2 separate regions of the Mus musculus genome follow, and region 2 is linked to region 1. Evidence: chromatin loops called from intact Hi-C (ENCODE). Cell type or tissue: heart. All regions are shown on one strand.

Evidence for each region. A loop is a pair of places that touch in the nucleus more often than their neighbours do. Peaks named below come from ENCODE experiments on the same cell type or tissue, not always from the same donor. Only the 100,000 strongest peaks of a DNase experiment are listed, where the experiment ranks them.
Region 2: it touches region 1 in a loop (5-fold over the local background); 8 of 42 quality-filtered maps call a loop at or near these places.

What each region holds. Positions count from the first base shown.
Region 1 is chr4:83,182,073-83,184,572 of GRCm38, reverse strand. The region is part of intron 1 of Gm46887 (a long non-coding RNA gene); the gene reads left to right. Among named protein-coding and RNA genes, the nearest start is that of Gm46887, 3.2 kb to the left of the region's middle. In heart, a CTCF peak has its summit at 1,066; no DNase peak of the experiment used is centred here.
Region 2 is chr4:82,641,818-82,644,317 of GRCm38, reverse strand. No RefSeq gene overlaps it. Among named protein-coding and RNA genes, the nearest start is that of n-THgtg10, 23 kb to the right of the region's middle. In heart, a CTCF peak has its summit at 1,116 (motif pointing left); no DNase peak of the experiment used is centred here; H3K27ac peaks cover 270 bases.

The DNA.
Region 1 (2,500 bases):
CAATCCTCTTGCCTCAGCATCCTGAACACATGGGATCACAGGTGTGAGTCACAGTAGCCAGCTCTGTCCAGAGATTTCTGATTGGATTGTGTGTGTGTGTTCTCTACAACCACCACATCCAGCAGAGTAATGATCAGCATGCAATTTCGTTCAGCACGACTAAATAGCTGGTATTGGTCCAAACTGTGGGAATCTGACCTCGAGTAGTTTAGGCATATTAAAGCAGTGCACAATTTGGTGGAAACTTTCCTGGTTACATGTGCACAATGAAGCCCACATAAACCTCCTTGAAGAACAAAGTAAGCTAAATAAAGATCGGATGTGACTATGTTGAAATCCTTTGTAAAGTACCTGTGACACATTCGGTAGAGATGAGTTCTGTAGATTGAGAAAAATAAGCTCACGATAGGAGTTTTGGGGAGTGTCTGGTGTGGTCCCCAGCTCACTCATATAGCACAAAGATCACCGTGTTATTAACTACGTCTGCTTCCAGATCTCTGGGCAGGTAGCAGGGTGTATATCCCTTCCTTTGAAGGAACAGCCCTGTGTGTTTAACATTCCAGGTTCCCTAGTGTTTATGAGCACAAAGACCTCTCTGTGCCTCCCCCAGGGGCATCTTTACCTGCTCATTGATTCTTAATTGCCGGGCACTTCTGTCAGGCCTTGGTGAGTCTTCAACTTTTTTGGGGGGAGGGGGTGTCCTAATTTATCCTCGAAAAGCCCTCCGGGTCAAGTATCATTTAATACAAATTATTAGGGCAAATGGTCTTCTATGGCCAGTGCTGCCACCACCTGGGGTCTGCCATTATTTCCTTCCTTCGGTGTTTGAGTCCCCTGACTTCTGCTTCACACTCTCTCCTCAGCCCTTTGGAGAAGCTTCACGGAGCCCTGTAGGCTCAGGTAGACCTCTCCCACATGCAATTTCCCACCCGAACCCTCTCATAACCATGACTCTATGCTGTGTGCCATGTGGGCACCGTCCACCATGCCCCTGTGTATTATTGTCCTCACCCTGCCTTCTCCTTATCCTCTGCCCTTTCTTTCAGGCCGGGTGCAGTGTTGCAGGCTCCTCAGTAGGTGGCAACCTTCACAAACAGAAATCAGGCAATTTCTCAGCTGCCAGAATAGTTACCTCAGCTGCTCTTGCTCCCTAATTAGAGACACTTGCTTCCTCTGAGCTGCAGAAGCTGCTCCCAGTGTTATTGTTCTGGGAGGGGGCGGGGGCAATCTGAGTTGTTTGAGTGACCCCACTTTCTGTCATCTCATGCTTAGACCAGAAAATGGGGACTCATGCTCTTCACTGTTCGCTCTCAAGAACACGGAAGCACCTTCTCTCTCATGAAGTATTCCAGCTTTGGTACAGAATTTTTGTTTTGAAGGGGTGATAATGATCTTTATCATCAAAGTAATGGAAAGGAGAAAATATTTTTTGAAACACAAGGCTACACCATTAGATGTAAACAAAGGCATGAAAAAAAGAACAACCCACACACATTATTGGTGATTCTGTCTCCAGTTAACAAGAAGAGAGAGTTGAAATGGGAAAATCAGAGATTTTTGGTACTTGGGAATTTGCTGGAGCAATCAAAGGCATTATGGTTTAGGCCACTCTGAGGTCTCACTATCAGGTCTCTCTGAGTCTACACTATCAGGCCACTCTGAGATCACACCATCAGCTCAATATGAGGTCACTCCTACAGTCCACTCTGAGATCACACTTACAGTCCACCTGAGATCACACCTACAGGCCACACCTTCATGCTACCCTTTAGCTCTATATCTTCACCATCTGTTGACAGGCACTGAAGGAGTCTGGGTAGGCAAGTGGGTGTGCTTCCTTTCCTCACTGTGCCCTCCAGAACGTTGGGTCACTGGTATCAATTTTACCTCCAGGGATGAGTTTCCTGGGTCATCTGATGCCTAGGCCACTTTCCCTTCAGACAGTCTTCAGCAAGAGATCTGATCAGTGGAAAGGAACGAGACTGGCTTTCAGCCAAGGAAACGTCCACTTCTAAGCGTACACTGTGGTCTTCAAAGAACACTGTGGGAAGGCTTGTTCTCGTTTTAACAATGTTTTGATGACCTCAAGCAAGAAAGTTCCTTTCTTAGTCTTATTTCAGAGCCCTTGGCAATGGAGTGATAGCTATTCTGGGGCCACTCTGTGGATCCTTGGCTCTATGTGTTTTTGGCATTCCTGTGTTGTGCATGCACTGTTTAGCATGTGCGTATCGAATTACCTGGGTGTCATTCCAGGCAGGTTTAGTCTATCCTCTCATTTGTTCTTTGAATCAAAGGCAATTTATTCCTGAGAATACTTGTGTCCGATCTGAGAAGGGGTGATCCCAGTGGTCTCTGAATACCTAGTATATGCAGTGATGAATCTTTGGTTTCTGTTGAACTTACAGCATCAGACCTCAGGACTAGAAACCTAGTTTCTTCTTGTTAAGATAAAACTGATTGACCAATAGGAAGTAGTGTAACTGGACTTCTAGGGCACTGA
Region 2 (2,500 bases), 540 kb after region 1:
GTGTTCTCAAAACCAGAGCATATCATGCTGTGTCCTCTGCTGACTTCAGCCCCAATACAAACCAGGATCCGTATATATTATTATCGATTAAAGGGAATACTGAAGGTGGCCATAAAAGAAATGGGAAAGAGATATACCAAAGAGAGCCATGGTCAAGGAAAAGGGGAGGAGAAATAGAGTCTAGAGGGCCCCTCTTCAGGAGGCTGGCTGTCCACCATTGTGTGCAAAAGGTAAAAGGGTTGGGAGCAAATGGGAGACCTGAGTGCTGGCCAGACCTTGGACTCCATTTTCCATCTTCAGCATCTCTCTCCATGTGAACCCTCACTCCCGACCCCCAGCCTCATGCTTTGGGTAGCCAGGAGAACAGGGCAGGTGCAAGCACAAGCCCGGAGGGCAAAGCTTCAAGACCTGCCGTCTTAGACCTCCCATCTGGACACTCACAAGCTGGTGCCTGGAGTCCTTGGTATGCTTTCAAAGCAGCCTATGTTTGCTACCCACTGGAACATAAGAAAAGACATGTCCTCTGCTTCGGCATTGCCTGCGTGATACCACTTGGCAGCCCTTCAGGATTTTATGACAAATAGTAATGAATAATTAACTAATCATTTGAGCTGCTACCAAAAGCCTGAAGACAACAGCATCGCCTGAGCTCAGCACCACCCAGAGGGACCGTGGCAGTGCTCCACTCTTTATAAAGGCTGGCCAAGACTCCAGCTCTCTGATGCCTCCTGCCAGGTTGGCAGGAGACATATCAGTCTTCCTAGATCTGCTTGTCACCAGGCTGTTCACACAAGAGGGGCACGGATACAGCTGAGGGTTTCTCCACACTGCCACACTTCTCTGTGAGGGGTCAGAGTTTTGGGGGCCCAGAAGCTCTGGAAGCTTCACTAAGTAGGCATCCCTGCCTGAGAGTGGAGAGGGACATTTGGCAGTGTCTTGTGACATTTTGATCAGCAACTAGTGGGCAGAAGCTAGAGAGATGCTGCTAAGCATCGTACGGCACACAGGACAGACCTTGACAACAAAGAAACCAGCTCTCCTGGATGTCCACCCTGCAGCAGAGTAACAGAAGGATGTGCCACTTGACCAAGCCCCCATGTCATTACAGTGAGGCCAAGACCAAAGACACTTGGGCTCCCTCGAGTGGTGAATAACACTATGACAGCCAGGAAGCACCCCTAGCTGCAAGAGGTGTGTGTGTGTGTGTGTGTGTGTGTGTGTGTGTTTCAATTATGCCATCTTATCCATCACAAAGTGTGCATCAGTTAATGGTGACAGTAATCTTGATGAATTATTAATGAGCCATTTTCTTCTCTCCATGTTGTTAATACCAGTGCAGGCGTCTTTGCATTGACACTGGATTTCCTTATGATTAACCAGAAATATGTTCTTCCCATTTAGTTTAGAACAGTGCTTGAATATGAATCTGTGTGATTCCTTTCTGGGGTTTGTGTGTGTGTGTTTAATTTTGATTTTTGTTTCTTTTTTTGTTTTTGTTGTTGTTGTTGCTGTTCTTGTTGTTGGGTTTTTTCCCCCTTAATGGAAACATCAGAGTCCCTGTCATGTTCTCATTTCCCTTTTGGAAAGAGAATACTAGCGTTCCTCAAGGGGAGAGCACACAGGGTGGTAGGCAACTGTACGATTCTGTTTCCCCATTTCCATCTCATAAGGCCACTCTGTAACTTTCTCTCAACATATCCCCATTTTTCATTAAACTTGAGAGAAAAGTTTCTTTCACTGACTTAAGGACCTGCCAACCTGTGTCTAGCTTCACACTGTAGGACATTGTGTTGTCCTTCTGTCTAGTTAGCCAGCCAGATTTCTCATGAGGAAGCTGATTCCCTTCAACTTTTGATCCAAAGTAAGGAGATGTCTGAGTCTTCTTGTGGGAATTCTTAGCACTATTACAACCAGAAACGGTGGTGGGGTTAAATGAAACCGGCACATGGAGATAGGGTTAGCTCTGAATGTTAGTACCCTGGGAGAATCTCACAGGCTGAAGCCAGTGTCAGCAGGACTGCATTCCTTCCAAAAGCTTTAGAGAAGAGCCTGTCCCTTTTCATTCTCCAGGGTCAACAGCCCTCTTCTTCCCTTTCATCTCATTTAAAGACAGTGACAGCAAACCTCTGTGGGCATTACTCAGAAGCCATCTTTCTATCTTAGATTTTCTTTTTAAATCCTTTAGTTACTATACTCACAAACACCTTAATAGATATTGCTAGATTTAGTCCTGGGTTGTTGTAGGTTTTCTTGCTATCACCGTAAGCTATTTTTAATTTAAATTATTATCAAATTGTTATAACAGAGTTCATATCTATTGGTTTGTGTAGAAACTGTATCATTATCTGAAAATTAGCATTTCAGGAACCACTGTGGTCAGCCTTGGTGACAAATGAATGTGTTATTCTCTGTCCTTTTGGCAACTGCCGCCAGGCTTTGAACATGATTATAACTGAAAGTATAGTTAAATACCATACCTTGCATAAAAGTATAGTTAAAT